2 separate regions of the Homo sapiens genome follow, and region 2 is linked to region 1. A link is a loop called in an ENCODE intact Hi-C map of the cell type or tissue named here. Cell type or tissue: B cell. All regions are shown on one strand.

Evidence for each region. A loop is a pair of places that touch in the nucleus more often than their neighbours do. Peaks named below come from ENCODE experiments on the same cell type or tissue, not always from the same donor. Only the 100,000 strongest peaks of a DNase experiment are listed, where the experiment ranks them.
Region 2: it touches region 1 in a loop (11-fold over the local background); 3 of 110 quality-filtered maps call a loop at or near these places.

Annotation. Positions count from the first base shown.
Region 1 is chr17:73,706,723-73,714,722 of GRCh38, forward strand. No RefSeq gene overlaps it. Among named protein-coding and RNA genes, the nearest start is that of SDK2, 66 kb to the left of the region's middle. In B cell, a CTCF peak has its summit at 3,632 (motif pointing left); DNase peaks (open chromatin) are centred at 3,639 and 4,609; H3K27me3 peaks cover 1,089 bases.
Region 2 is chr17:73,562,952-73,570,951 of GRCh38, forward strand. All of the region lies in intron 1 of SDK2 (sidekick cell adhesion molecule 2), which reads right to left. Among named protein-coding and RNA genes, the nearest start is that of SDK2-AS1, 53 kb to the left of the region's middle. RefSeq lists enhancers at 1,214-1,714, 2,690-3,280, 3,281-3,870, 4,461-5,049. In B cell, CTCF peaks have their summits at 4,503 and 5,009; a DNase peak (open chromatin) is centred at 4,410; H3K27ac peaks cover 3,737 bases.

The sequences.
Region 1 (8,000 bases):
GAGGGCAAGAGGCAAGGCAGGGAGGAAGCAGAAAGGAGGGACGGAGATGGCAAAGAGTTCTCAGTTCTCCACCTGCGCTCCCGAGCCCCTCTCCGGCCAGGGCTGGGGACTGTGTGCCTTCAACGCAGGCAAAATAAAATGGTTGCATCTTGGATCCATCTAGACAGTAAATTTTTTGAGTCCTTATAAGCTAAAATCAATATTGGCACAACTGTGTGTCATTAAAAACTAAATGAACATGACAAAGCCCAACTGCTGCCTATTAAACAAATGAGTTTTCTCTCCGCACAGGCACAGCGGGTTATTAAATTCTTTATTACAGGAACATCACCATTTGAAGGGGGTAAAAATACGTCTTTATGAGTCATCTGTGTGTGTGTAGCAGCGTGGCCTTCCTGTGCTCGTCCTCAAAGGCGCTCAGGAGCCGCCAACCTTCTCCTCCCCCAGGAAGATGAGGTTTCTCCGAGCTCTCTATCAGCAGAGGTGGAGAGAAAGGGTTCCATGACACCTGGTGTTCACTCACATGTTACGGATCCATCCAATCATTACTTTGTTAATTCATCAATATGTATTTATTGAACGTCTACTATGAGTCAGGCATTCTGCTGGGTCCTGGGATCATCCATTTAAGCCAAGATACTTGGAACTGCATTTCAGAAGAGCCAGTTGCCCGTAGCCTAAATGACAAGGATATTTATTTTCTCCCCTAACAAGCCTGGAGTCAAGGTGGTTCCAGAGCTGATGTAATGATCCAGTGATTTTATCATAGACTCAGATTCTTTCATCTTTATAAAGCTCTGCCGTTCTCAGTGTGACACTGGTTTCCTCATGGTTGCAAAAGGGTTGCCATTGCTCCAAACATCTTGACTGCACACAGCCATATCCAATGGCCATTCCGTCCCCACATTTCATTGTATCTGGTAGTAAAATCTATTACAGAAGCCCTGAAAAGTTTCTCCTCACATGCCAGTGGCCCAAGGTGGTGCATATGCTCTGTGTCTCCCTCATCGTAAGGGAAGCTGGAAATGTGTTGTTCATAGGCTCCTTCTACCTCTCGACAAAGCTTTCTTTTTCTATTTTCTGGGCATTTGTGATTCTCTTGGATCCTCACCTCCAGTGCCCCCAAACCTGCTTGCTGTCTCTTGGCATTCCCCCAGTTCCTGGCAGTGCTGGTGTTCAGGCTACTTCCCCAGATCTCCTTTCACCCTCCTCTCCACCTCTCTCTGTGCTCCAAGGGGCTGATTTTCTTTCTTTCTTTCTTTTTGGAAATGGAGTCTCGCTCTGTCACCCAGGATGGAGTGGTGCCATCTCAGCTCACCACAACCTCCACCTCCCAGGTTCAAGCGATTCTCCTGCCTCAGCCTCCCGAGTGGCTGGGGTTATAGGTGCCCGCCACCACGCTGGCTAATTTTTTTGTATTTTTAGTATAGATGGGGTTTCATCATGTTGGTCAGCTGGTCTCGAACTCCTGACCTCAGGTAATCCACCCACGTTGGCCTCCCAAAGTGCTGGGATTACAGGCGTGAGCCACCACGCCTGGCCAGCTGACTTTCATAGAGATGTTCAAGGGGCTGCTTTGCCTTCTGGTTTCAGTTGGGGTAGACCAGTGGAAGGCATGACTGGAGATCAGAAAGCAAGAGGAGAGGGAACTGGAGTCATGGTTTCCCTAGGTCCCTCCTTGCAGGTACTGGGGTTGTCCACGCCTTTCTGCCTAAGCTGTCCTCTTATGCATCTGCTCTCGCCAATATTCTGGTACCTGCTCCCATCCATTACTGTTCATACCTGGAACCCTGGGTTGCTACACCATTCCTGGAGGGCTTCCCCTGCATTCAGCTCTCCCCACCCACCTATCTGAGCCTGCCCTCTGCTTCTCACCAGCACTGGCTGCTAGCCCAGCCCATGCCTTTCACCAGGTTCTCTGCCTGTCTCCTCAGACTGAAACATCATCTGACTTGCTATTTCGTTCTCAACTCTAGCTTTGCTCCTGGAAAAGTGTCCTTTTGGTCCCCATCAGTTCTGTGCTATGTAGCCATGGGCAAGCCCTTTCCCTCTGCTGTGCACTCCACCATTGTTCCAGATCCCAGCCCAGGTACATGTCCTGGCTCCCACTTGCCCAGATGAGCATATACTGACCTGATACTAACTGGAGACTCTTCTGTCTTTAGAGGATGGAGGAGGGAACCGAAAGAGTGGAGGAAGAAAAATACAAAGAAGTGCAAAGATGGGAGATGGATGGGACTCTCTCTGAATAGCCCCAACTTCCCTCTGGAGAAAATGGACAGTACCAGTGTCCTGGTCAGCCTTGGTACCCACTGGGTTTTCTCATTTGCACTGGGAGATGACACATCTTCTCTGCTTCAGCTCAGGATTACTACTTCCCGATCTCAGCCAGGTCCAAGAAGCAGGGATTCAGGACTTAGCATGTTTGCTTCTGTTGTTGCTCCTAATTTTCATAGTAGCCAAGCAGAGTAGACATTATGGTCCCTGTTTTACAGTTGAGGAAACTGAGGCGCAGACATTAAGCATCTTGTCCAAGGTCATGTGTTATTCCTATCAGGACTTGGACCAGAATCCTATCTCCTGACTTCAAATTCCAGGCTGTTTCTCTGATGCTGTAGTTCCTAGTTTCTGCTCTGAACTGACTTGCGTTCTATACGCTGAACCGAGGAGTCTGTTCTACAGGTTAATGGGATAATGACTGTCTTTCCTCAATTTGCAGATAGAATACATTAGTACATATAATTTCTTTGATTATTCTGTTGTTTTCCACATTTTTGTAGAGTCTTTTGGCACTTATCATCCTATCGTCAATACCTGAATCTCATATAAAATGGGATGTGATTTAGCGTGGCATTACACAGGTAACTCCAATACCTCAATAGCTCTCAGTGTGTTCTGCACAGACTAGGATGTACTTGCCCCATGCTTTAGGCCCAGATTCATGATTTGAGAACCACTTTTCCATGATTTTTTCAGTCCAGAAAGGCTAATCTAGACATTTTAAATTCTAGCATGACTAAACAGCAATGACTCCAGAAGTTCTGTGTTCATGCAGACTCCAGATGTGGGTCTGCCCCTGGCCTCCCGGGGGAGAGAACTGGGTTCCATGAGTTATGCCTTCAACAGGCACAGGAGTGGGGACTGTTGACTGCTTGCTGGTAATTTACACACCCTGACCCAGACCTGGCCTCCAGCAGAAGAAAAGAAGCTGATTCCAACCTGTCTTGGTTTTGGCTCTCCTTAGAACATCAAAGGTGTATGAAAGAGGCTGAGCTTGCCTCATCTCCCCCGCCTGTGTTAAGTGGTGATCAAGATGGCATTAGAGATGATCACATCATATTATTTAAACATGATTTTAAATAGCTGTAACAATGGCCAAGCTCCATCTGCAGACCTTGACCGCTGCCCAGCAAAGGGCAGTTGGTTGGCTTACACGATGAGAGCATTGCTGGCACGCAGGCTTGTCCGTCATCCTCGCTTGCTGGAACTCAGCAGCGAGTCTCTCTGAAGGTGACACAGGCTTTGGTGGGTGGGGTGTGGAGCACGGCCGGCTGCACCGCTGGAAGTGGGGCGGAGAGGAGCCTGTTACCCGGGAAGTTTAGGGGCATATGGAAGCAGTGACCCCTTCTGGCCAATGGAGGAATGACATAAATTTGCTAGCAAGGGAAGACAGGCGGAGAGGTGAACGGCCAGGGAGGCCTTGGCGGGGAAGAATGGACTAATGAGAATATCTATTATGACTCGTCTCTTCAGTTATTCCCTAAGTGGCTGTGTCATCCTATGCCAGCCATCAGAGGGAGGCAGAATAAAAGTGTGTGTCCAGGGAGGATGTGAGCATGACCATGAACCCTGGCCACTCTCATCTGGAAAGGGCTAGAAGGGAATGGGGTAGTGAGGACCAGCTGTGGAAGCCTCAGGGACAATGGGACATGCATCTGAGAATCTTGGGAGTGGCCAATGCTCCTGGTACTGGGAGGCTTGGGGTGCCGGAGGTCAGCAGCCACCCCTCCTCGAGCTCTGTCAGCCAGGGATTCCTGGAGATAGTTTCCACCGCCTTTGGAGAGGTGGGCCATCCTGGAGGCTGGTGTGAAACAGAGTCCTCTCCCTGTTCTGTCCTAGAGTCGGACAGAACAGAGTCAGGCTCAGCTCTTCTCAGCTGCTGACCTGCTCTGTGGTCAAAGACGGTAGCCCCTCCCAGCTTGGGTGTGCTCCCCTACAAAGCAAAGCAAAGCAAAGCAAAGCAAAGCAAAGCAAAGCAAAGCAAACAAAGCATGTAGCCCCTCCCAGCTTAGATGTGCTCCCTGCAAAGCGGGCAGGGTATAGGGCTTTATGGAGAAGACCCGTTGATATCATGGTTTCCAAAGGGCCTGACAGTAGGTGCTCATTACGACTCCCTTGCTAGCCCTGTAGGCCGGTCATTTCAGACTGCTCCGCAAGCCCCCCATGCCTCCCCGCCTTTGCACACACCATTCCTTCTTCTTGGACAACCTCTCCTTTCCTGGCCCATCTGGTCTACCTGGTCTACTCGGGCACATTCAACTTGTTCTTCAGGGCTTGGTTCAAGGCCTTCCTGGACTGCTGCCCTGATCGCCATGCAGAGTTAACCACTTCCTCATCTATGCGCCTCTAACACTGTAGCTATACCAAGCGCACTGTGGTACTTACTTATTTGCATAATAACATCATTACATTCTAAAAATGACAGCAGCTATGAATTGTTGGGCACTTTCTGTCTGCCAGGCACTGAATGGTGAGCGTGCTGTGGATGATCTCATTTCAGCCTCACAGTAGTCAGTGAAGGAGGTGCAATTGTTAACCTGTTTAAGGATATACTAAAAGGAGGTCTTGGAGAGGATAGGTCACTCACCCAGCCTCACACAGCTGCAGTGGTCCTCCACAAAAGGGCTTGATTTGGGGCATTTGCCAATTTCCATGGTGTAAATATTCCAAGGATGATAATTTTAAACTAATGATGCTTTGATGATGGGCTTGTAGTATTCCTGAAAATTTAGCCATAGGCTCCCATGAGCTGGTACAAACTGGCATGAACTGGTTGCAATGTGTCACTGCGACAGCTCTCTGTATCTCAGGAGCAGGGACTAGGTTTTAATAACTCATGACCCCGAGTGCCCTGCACAGTGACTGGAGCTTAGTAGCTGCTAAATTAATGTTGGTGACATGAGATGGATTTCAGAGCATAGAGGGCAGGGGCAGAGGCTGCCTGGATGGCGCACCCCAACAGGACACTGCCTTTCTCCTCCTCTGAGTGGATGTTGTCTGACAGACTCACATTTCAAACTGAGCGCAGGTGCAGTGGGCTGTCAGGGGCAGCAGAGGCCTCTGGGCTGGGAACAGATGTCACATCTGGGCATCTGACAGGAGAAGCTTGTGGAGAAACCAGGAGAGGTTCAGCCTCCAGCCTCAGGTCCTGGCTCCCGCCAGCCTTCCAGGGCTCGATTCTCCCGGGACAAGTAGAGGGGCTGCTGCATGCCAAGCTGTCATCCTGGTCAGGCCAGGTCAAAACCGAGGCAGGGTCCTCTTTGAATGTATGTGTTTGTGTGTGCGTGCACATGTGGGGGCCGGAGGAGCTGAGGATCACATGGGAAAACCGTGTGTGTTTATGTGTGAGAGAGAGAGTGTGTGTGTGAGTGTGTGTGTGTGTAAATGAGAAACTTTTATCCCCACAAAAATAAGGATGTGAGATTTTATTTTATCCAGCTGATGCCAGAACAAGGCACTCATAGTTAGCCACAGAGGCACTAACTAGAGTGTTAATGCATGCCTGAACAGGGCAAGAACCGGGAAGGGAGTGCCAGGAGAAGAGACTTCCAGAGATCACTCAGGTCCCCGTGATGGGCAGCCTGTGCACAAGGGGTCTGGAGCAGTGAGAAGATGAACCTGCCAAGGCCCAGAACCATTCCTGGAGCCAGGTGAGAAATGCCTGGGTCAGTGAGTGTCAGCGTTGGCTGCAACAGCGATTCTAAAACTCGAGTTCTCATCAGTGTCAGCAAGGGCAACGTGCACAGTCTCACAGGTCCCACCCAAACACAGAAAGACCCGCACTCAGAAAGACCCCCACACTCAGAAAGACCCCCACACTCAGAAAGGCCCTCACACTCAGAAAGACCCCCACACTCAGACATACCCTCAAACTCAGAAAGACCCTCATACTCAGAAAGACCCCCACACTCAGATCCCGCACTCAGAAAGACCCCCACACTCAGAAAGATCCCCACACTCAGAAAGACCCCCGCACTCAGAAAGACCCCCCACTCAGAAAGACCCTCACACTCAGAGAGACCCCCATACTCAGAAAGAACCCCACACTCAGATCCCACACTCAGAAAGACGCCTGCACTCAGAAAGACCCCGCACTCAGAAGGGTTTAGTAGTCTGCTGTTGCCATCCTGAGATTCTTAATATTTTTTGAATAAGGGGCTCCACATTTTCATTTTGCCCTGATCCCCACAAAGGACATAGCTGGCCCTCCCTGAGGTACCTGTAAAAACCCACGTTGCTGGGTACCTGCCAAGAATTTCTGATTCAGAGAATCCTCGGAGCCAGAGGAATGGGGTAGCGCCGGGGGATCCCAGCAGAGGGAAGGCTTGTCCAGACGAGCTCTGTGGCCGGGTCACAGCTGCTGCTGCTTCCGAGTCAGAAGTCAAGAGGGTGCAAGGGGGCCAGCTCAGCTCAAACCTTTATTTCTCAAAGGGTCAGAAAGCCCAAAGGCCAGCGCTGGCTTTCAATGCACGGGAAGGAATTGAGGGTGAAGGTGTGAGAATGGACATACACAACCCAAAAGATCAGATCTCAGAAGGAGTAGGCAAATCTGGGGTGGAAAACGGAGTCTGAAATTGGCTGCTGGGAGGGCATGGTGGCTCACGACTGTAATCTCAGTGCTTTGGGAAACGGAGGAGGGAGGATTGCTTGAGTCCAGGAGTTCGAGGCTGCAGCGAACTATGATGGCAGCGAACTGAGTCACATGAAGCAACGTACCTGTACCTGCCCCATTCGTTCAGGAGCAAGTTGTTCAATGAGGGCTACTTGCACTCTAGAGAAAGGTTAACGTGCTGTCTGTTGGATGCACTGGGCCAGCAGAATGGTGAGTGGAAGGTTTTAAGCTCCCAGGACATAAGATGGTGGAAGTCTGAGGTATCCCACAGCCCTAATGGTAGGCTGGAGTTTTCTGCCTTGAGGAGGTTGTGGGACTATTTTTAGCACGTTTTCCACTACAAAATGAGTTCTCACTGACCTGTGTTGGAGGCTGAATCCCACTATTTAAGAACTGTTTCTTCCATATAAAGGAGAGGGTGCTTAACTGGAGATTACAGACCTCTTGGGAGTCAACGGATGTGCCCCGGAAGGTCCACATGCCCTGCTGAAATTGTTTGTGAAATTTAGTGTGTGCTATAGACACATATTTTTTCCTGGGGAGAGGATCTGTAGCTTTCATCAGATTCTCAAAGGGTTCTGTGACCCCCCTCATGAAAGGATTTATTGAAATGGTTTGTCTAAAAGGGGGATTATTCAGTAAATAGTGTCAGAATAACTGGCCAACCCTTTGAAAAAAAATAATAAAGCAGTATCCTTACCTAACTCCTTATACCCAAATATATCCCCGATGGGTCAAGGATTAACATACTAAAGAAAAAAATGAAGCAATAAAAGTTACGGAAGACATTTGGGTAAATATATTTACAATGTTGGAGTTGGAAACCAGTTTCCAAAGTGGGAAACGAAAACCAGGAGCCACACAGGAAAAGACTGATCAATCTAGTTCAGAAAAACGAAAGCATCAGTGTGGGTAAAATCAAGACAAAAGACTATTGAGGTCGAAAGACAAGGAGTAAATGGGAAGTCATATTTGTAGCACCAATCACAGACAAGAAGCCAATTTATTAACTTATGATGCATTTAGATAACGCATAAGAAAAAAATTAAAATAACTAAATATAAAGACATACCTACAATGTGGGTAAGCAGTCAACACTGAAAGAAAG
Region 2 (8,000 bases), 140 kb before region 1:
CCAGCCCAGGCAGTCTGACTCGGACCTGGGCACTTGAAGCCATTTCTGGAAGGGAGGAGGAAGGCAGGGGAGGGGAAGGACAGCTCCGCTCTGATACCGCCTCACTGCCTGCCGCCCCACCCTGGTCCTCGGGCCATTGCTGGCGAGGAGGCTTGGACAGGCACGCACCATGGAGGAGACTCATGGCCTCTGGCAAGGCTGGGATAAGATGAAGTGAGTCACTGTCAACTTCTCTTCGAACCAGAAATATCCTCCCCCAGAAGTATCAGGCAAATCTAATTTTTATAAATCACATTATAGCTCAAATATCTTAGGGAATTCACAACTTATAAACATTTCTGGCTGGGTGCAGTGACTTACACCTGTCATCCCAACACTTTGGGAGGCGGGGGCAGGAGAATCGCTTGAGGCCAAGAGTTCAAGGCCAGCCTGGGCAACACAGTGAGACCCCACCTCTACAAAAAATAAGATAAAAAATTAGCTGGGTGCGGTGGCACACGGCTGTAGTCCCAGCTGCTCAGAAGGCTGAATGTGGGAGGATTGCACGAGCCCAGGAGTTTGAGGCTGCAGTGAGCTATGAACAGGCCACTGCCCTCCAGTTTGGAAGACAGAATGAGACTCTGTCTCTTAAAAAAAAATCTTTGTGCCCTTTTGTAATCATTCTCTAATATATCTATCTCTGAGTTTGATATTCATTGAGCAACTTTGTAGTACAACAGTGCTCTGAAAGGGTCAATTTTAGGTATACATATTTTGGGGGCAGGGTTGAGATGAGTGAAATCCCATTTCAAATGGCCTAGGTGAGTCTTCTTTTTTCTCTCACTGATTTTTTTTTTTTTGAGACAGGGTCTCCCTCTGTCATCCAGGCTGGAGTGCGATGGCACCATCATGGCTTACTGCAGCCTTAACGTTCCCAACTCAAGTCATCCTCCCTCCTTAGCCTCCCGAGTAGCATGTGCCACCACGCTCAGCTAATTTTTTATATTTTTTGTAGAGACACGGCTTTGCCATGTTGCCCAGGCTGGCCTCAAACTCCTAGGCTCAAGCGATCCACCCACCTTGTTTCACACACCCGGCCTCCCAAAGTGCTGGAACTACAGGTATGAGCCGCTGTGCCCAGCCCCCAGTAAATCTTTTTGAAAACTTCTTTTGTATTCACCTTGCTTTACGTTTTTCTGTAAATTCACACTTCAATTTCTTGGATTTACTTAGAGCTGTTCGATACGGTAACCAATAGCCACATATAGCTATTTAAGTTAATTAAAATTAAATAAAATTAAAAATTCAGTTTCTCAGTAGCACTGGCCACATATGGCTAGTGACTACCATGTTGGGCAGCACAGACAACAGAATACTTCTATCACTACAGAAAGTTCTACTGGACACTACTGGCTTAGAGTATAAAGTCCACTTGAGTCCATTTCTGCTTAAAGTGAGGCAGGTGTGTATTCTCTCCTGCATCTGAGCCCCTGGGCTGTGTCGTCATCTGAACAACTGATTTAACTAATTCCACTGGATGTACGTGTGACCCAGAGAGGTGCCTGGTGTCCTGCCCTGCTCCCTCCCCATGACATTAAAACGAAACAGCTGGGGCTGGGCATGGTGGCTCACGCCTGTAATCCCAGCACTTTGGGAGGTCGAGACAGGTGGATCACTTGAGGCCAGGAGTTTGAGACCAGCCTGGCCAACAGGGTGAAACTCTGTCTCTACTAAAAATACAAAAATTAGCTGGGCATGGTGGCGTATACCTGCAGTCCCATCTACTCGGGAGGCTGAGGCAGGAGGATCGCTTGAACCTGGGAGGCGGAGGTTGCAGTGGGCCGAGATCGCGCCACTGCACTCCAGCTTGGGGGACAGAGAGAGACTCTGTCTGAAAAAAAAACAAAAAACAAAAACAAACCCAAAACAAAAGACTAAACAGCTGGGCTTTGGGCATCTGGTAAGGGTGGAGTGGCTGCTGTTAGTTAGGTCAACCCTTTCCCCAGATAGCAATAAACAACTGCCTGAGGCATTGGAGAACAACCAAAAGCAGGCTGACACTAGAGGGAAGTCAATGTTTAGAAGATAGAAATGGCACTGGGTGAACTTCCCATATTTATGGGTATTTGTTTGAGGTCAGGCTCTAGCTCCTGCCAAGTGGGGTGGCTAAATCCAGATAGAAAATCCAGTCTTACTGGCTTAAACAACTAGAGGACAGAGTTTGCGGCAACCGCAGCAGTTGGAAGTTGAGGGCAGGAATCCCAGAAGGAGGAGAGCCAGAGGGAGGAGACCTGAATTCTGTATATAAATTCTACCCAAACCTTAGGCTGATCTCTGAAATATGTACACATGGGGCCAATCCCAAGCAGCCCAGCAAAGGCTAGAGGGACTGAACAGAGATTTCTGCTACTGTCAACCACAGGGGAGAGCAAGTTTGGAGTTTGAGTGCAGGGAAGTTACCTGTTTGCTAAAAAACATGTAATTCATGACATCTAGGATACATTCCAAAATTCCTAGGCACATGAAGAAACAGGAAAATGTGATCCCTACACAATAGAAAAGGCAATCAATACAGATTGTTTTAAAACAGCTATTATAACTATCCTCAAGGACATAAAGAAAAATGTGGTCATAATGAATGAACAAATAGAAAATCTTAGTAGGAAAATAAAAAGCATAAAAAGAACCACATAAAAATTCTAGATCTCTAATATGGTTCAGGTATTTATCCCCTCCAAATCTCATGTGGAAATGCGATCTCCAGTGTTAGAGGTGCAGTCTAGCGGGTGGTGTTTGGGTAAGGGGGTTCCCCCATGAACGGCTTGGTGCCCTTCCCATGGTAGTGAGCTCTCGTTCTGTTAGAGAGCTAGTTGTTTTTTCTTTTTTTGGTTTGTTTGTTTGTTTGTTTTTTTGAGATGGAGTCTGGCCCTGTCGCCAGGCTGTAGTGCAATAGCGCAATCTCAGCTCACTGCAAGCTCCGCCTCCCAGGTTCAAGCGATTCTCCTGCCTCAGCCTCCTGAGTAGCTGGGACTACGGGCGCATGCCACCACACCCAGCTAATTTTTGTATTTTTAGTAGAGACGGGTTTCACCATGTTGGCCAGGATGGTCTCAATCTCCTGACCTCATGATCCACCCACCTTGGCCTCCCAAAGTCCTGGGATTACAGGCGTGAGGCACTGCCCCCAGCCAAGAGCTGGTTGTTTAAAAGAGCCTGGCACCTCCTGCCTTCTAACTTGCTTCTTCTTTCTCCATCTGACACATCTGCTCTCCCCTTCAACTTCTGGCATGAGTGGAAGCTTCCTGAGGCCTCACCAGAAACAGGTGCCAACACTATGCTTCTTGTACAGCCTCCAGAACTATAAGCCAAATAAAATTCTTATATATATATGTGTGTGTGTGTGTGTGTGTGTGTGTGTGTGTGTGTTACCCAGTCTCAGGTATTCCTTTACAGCAATGCAAACAGACAAGTACAGAAAACTGGTACTGAGAGTGGAGTGTTGCTATAAAGATACTTGAAAATGTTGAAACAGCTTTGAAATTAGGTAATGAACAAAGGTTGAAAGAGTTTGGTGGGTTCAAAAATAGACAAAAACATGACATAAAGTTTAGAACTTCTTAGCGACTAGTTAAATGGTTGTAACCAAAGTCCTGATAGAAATATAGATAGCAAAGCCCAGGCTGATGAGGTTTCAGAGGAAAACAAACACTTATTAAAAACTGGAGTGAAGATCACCCTGGTTATGCCTTAATAAAAATCTGGGCTACACTGTGTCTATGGCTTAGGGCTTTATGAGAGACACCACTTACAAGTAATAACCCAAGATATCTGGCAAAAGAAATTTCTAAACGACAAAGCACTCAAAATGTGGCCTGGGTGCTTCTAACTTCCTACGACTAGATATGAGAACAAAAAAACGACTTAAATTTAACACTTATAATTAAAAAAAAAAAAAAAGCAGAGTGTAAAAACTTAGAAAATTTCCAGCTTGGCCATGAGGTAGAGAACAAAAGTGCCTTTCCAGTGAGAAACCCAAGGCACTTGTAAGATAACCTCCTGCTAGATAAATTTACATGACTAAACGGGAGTCAAGCACGAATAACAAAGACACTGGAAAAAAAAAGACCTGGAAGACATTTGGAAGGTCTTTGGGGAAAATCCCTTCCATGACAGGCCCAGAGGCCTAAAAAATGGTTTTAGGGGCCAGGCCTGGATCCCTGCTGCCCTCTGCGGCCCCAGGAGGCTGCTCCCTGCATCCCTGGCTGCTTCAGCTCCAGCCAGGGCTCAAAGAACCCCAGGTACCATTCAGGGCTCCACTTCAGAGGGCATACGCCATAAGACTTGGCAGCTTCCACATGGTGAAGCCTGCAGGCACACAGAATACAAAAGTGAAAGAGGCTTGGCAGCTTCCTCCTAGATTTCAGAAGATGTATTAAAAAACTTGGGTGCCCAGACAAGGCCTGCCACGGGGCGGAGCCCCCACAGAAGGCCTCTGCTAGGGCAGTGTCAAGCAAAAACGTGGGGTTGAAGCTCCCACAGGGTCCTCACCGGGACACTGCCTGGTGAAGCTGTGGAAATGGGGCTACCAGCCTCCAGACCTCAGCGTGGTACAGCCACCAACAGCTTACAACCTCAACATGAACAGGCACCAGACTCCAACCCGTTAAAAACAGCCAGGGGGGCTGTGCCTTACAAAGCCAGAGGGGTGGAGCTGCCCAGGCCTTGGGAGCCCAACCCTCACACCAGTGTGCCCAGGATGTGGGACATGGAGTCAAGAGAGATTATTTCAGAGCTTTAAGGTTTAACACCTGCCCTGCTGGGTTTCGGACTTGGGTAGGGTCTGTCATTTCTTTCTTTTGGTTGATTTCTCCCTTTTGAAATGAAAATGTTTACCTCATGCCTGTACCACCATTGTATCTTGAAAGTAAATCACTTGGTTTTGCTTTTACACATTCATAAATTTAAAACAACTTGCCTTGAGTCTCAAATGAGACTTTAAACTTTTTGAGTTGATACTCAAATGAGTTTAGACTTTCAAGGACTATTGGAAAAAAATGATTATATTTTACAATGTAAAAATGACATGAAATTTAGGAGGCCAGGAGTGGAATGATATGGTTTGGATATGTGTCCCCTCCAAATCTCATGTGGAAACCGGATCCTAAATGTTAGAAATGGGGCCTGGGGGAGATGTTTGTGTTGGGAGGCAGATCCCTTGGTGCCCTTCCCACGGTAATGGGTGAATTCTCGCTCTGTTAGTTCACAAGAGAGCTGGTTGTTTAAAGGAGGCTGGCACCTTCTCCCCCTCTCTCTTGCACCCTCTATCTCTCTTTTTCTCTATGTGACACAACTGCTCCCTCTTTTCTTTCTGCCAGTGAGTGGAAGCTTCTTGAGCCCCTCGCTAGAAAGATGCTAGTGCCATGCTTCCTGTACAGCCTATAGAACCGTGAGCCAAATACACGTCTCTTCTTTATACATTATCCAGCCTCAGGTATTCCTTTATAACAATGCAAAATGGACTAATACAAGCTGAATACAAGATCTGAAATTAAAAATTTATTGGATAGATTTAACAGCAGATTGATGAGAACAGAAGAGTCAATGAATGTGAAAATAGATCAATAAAAAATACCCACCCTGAAGAACCAGCAGAAAAGAAGACTTTAAAAAAAGCCCAGAGCCTCAGACTGGAGATGAAGGTCTAACATATATTATACATGAAGTCTAGGAAGAGTCAGGAGTGAATGAATGCATAAAAAGTAGTTAAAGGAATAAGGGCTGAAAATTCCCCAAATTTGGAGAAAGACAAATTGAAGATTCAAGAGGCTCAATGAACCCCAAGCAGGATAAATACAAGGAGAAGAGTCGTTAAACAGGCGACTGCAGAAGGAAGGAACATGCTTTATCTTCAAACCGCTGGACAGCAGGGCCCACCTCTCTGCAGGCTTCATGTACTTTTGTGATACATCACATGACAATATTGCCATCGTCTCCCTAAAAAGTGCACACAGGGGGCAAAGGTTGAAAAAGCACCTATTATGTGCTAATGGCCTTTGTGTATATTTTCTTAATTTACACTCATAGTAACCACAAGAACCAGGAACTGCTGTCTCCAAGTTGTTTTATTATTAATTTTTTAAAAACCAAAATCAGCACTAAGGCTCAGAGATGTTGAGTAACTCACCTAAGATCACACAGCTAGTAGTAAGAGATAGAGCTGGGGTTGAAAGCCTAGTTCCAAAGCCCATGTTCTTTCTTTCTTTCTTTTCTTTTTTTTTTTTTTTTGAGATGGAGTCTCACTCTGTCGCCCAGGCTGGAGGGCAATGGCGTCATCTCAGCTCATTGCAACCTCCGCCTCCCAGGTTCAAGTGATTCTCCTGCCTCAGCCTCCTGAGTAGCTGGGATTACGGGCGCACGCCACCACACCCAGCTAATTTTTGTATTTTTAGTAGAGACGGGGTTTCACCTTGTTGGCTGGGCTGGTCTCAAACTCCTGACCTTAGGTGATCTGCCCACCTGGGCCTCCCAAAGTGCTGGGATTACAGGCGTGAGGCACCGTGCTGGGCCCCATGTTATTTTGTATTCGTGCCTATTAACCCTTGCAGCACATTGGAATCACGTGGTGAGGGATGGGGGTGGGGATTGCTTTCAAAAGCAATCCCCACCCCCAACGAATTAAATCAGAATTAGTCAGGGCTGCATCCAGGCATTGGAATTTTTTTTTTTCAGCCCCTCTGTGTGATTTTAAGGTCTGATGTGGATTGAAAGTCACTGTTGTACACTATGCTGCACTCTGGGAAAGATCAGACGAGAAAAGAAAACTGGGTCAATCCCACTCACATTGGTAGATGGGCGATGAGAACCCCCGCAAAGGTCCTCAGAACGGAGCTCCGAGCCTTGATCTGTAAGCCTGTACCCTTCCTTCCTTGTCTTTTCCTGATCTCTAGGAGCTACACGGCTGTCACCACTCTCAGGTCCAGAAGATATGGGGGTGATAAAAGCGGCCGAGGAGCCTCTCTGCAGCAGGTCCTGAGTTACGGGAGGCTGCAGCCATGGACACGGGACACTTACTCTGGGTGAAGGATGAGGAGCAGGACCTCAGCGCTCTAACTCTTTCAGGCTTCGGCTGGGGAAGGAAGAGAGTCAGGCGGCCCCATGACTCTCCCCAGAGCCCCTCGGGACGGCCCCCCAGAGCCCCTCTTGGGGAGAGACTGGGACTGCTGAGCTTGGTGGACACAGGGCGACCACCCCAGGGGCCCAGCCTTGCTACCTCCCCTCCCTGTTTACACCCCTGCCTCCTAAGCACAGCCCGGCCTCAACATGCATCTCCTACCACCCCATAGGAGTGGTAGACCCCGTCTACACCGGGTCCAGAAACCACACAACCCATAGGTTCTGTGAGCTCCTGGCTCTGTTTTCTCAAATCGCAGCAGAGCATATGCTCAATAAAGAGCCTCCAGGTGCATGTGAGGGTGGGTGAGGTGGCTCCCACTGCTGGCTGGGTGAGCAGTTGGTGCCGCTTTGCCATTTGCCACTAGATTAGCCCAAAAATCAAAAAGAGGGGGACCCACCCAGCACCCCTCTTGTGATGATGGCGGTGATGGTGATGGTGAGGCTGATGGTGGTGATGTTGCCACCTTCCACTGAGCGCTGACTACCCGTGAGGCACTGAACACCACCATCAGCTCACCGCCATCTCGCAGCCACCCACAAAGGGCACTGCTTTAGCTCTGTTTTACAGATGGGAAGGCTGAGGCTCAGAGAAGATCAAGTCCTTGCCCGTGGCAGAACTCATATCAAAGCCAGGTCAGTCTCTAACACCGGAGCCCTTTGGAGGGGCCCTCTTCTACCCATTCCTGTGTTCTTCCTGCCCCTCACTGGACTGAACTGAGTTTAGCCCGAAATGCTCCTCCCAGGCCTGCAGGGACATGGCTGACCTCACATGCTCTGTGCCCCCTTTAGGGTCTCTGCTCCCCTATTCCTCCTCAGCCCACAGCCTGGGGTCAAGGGTGACTATTGTG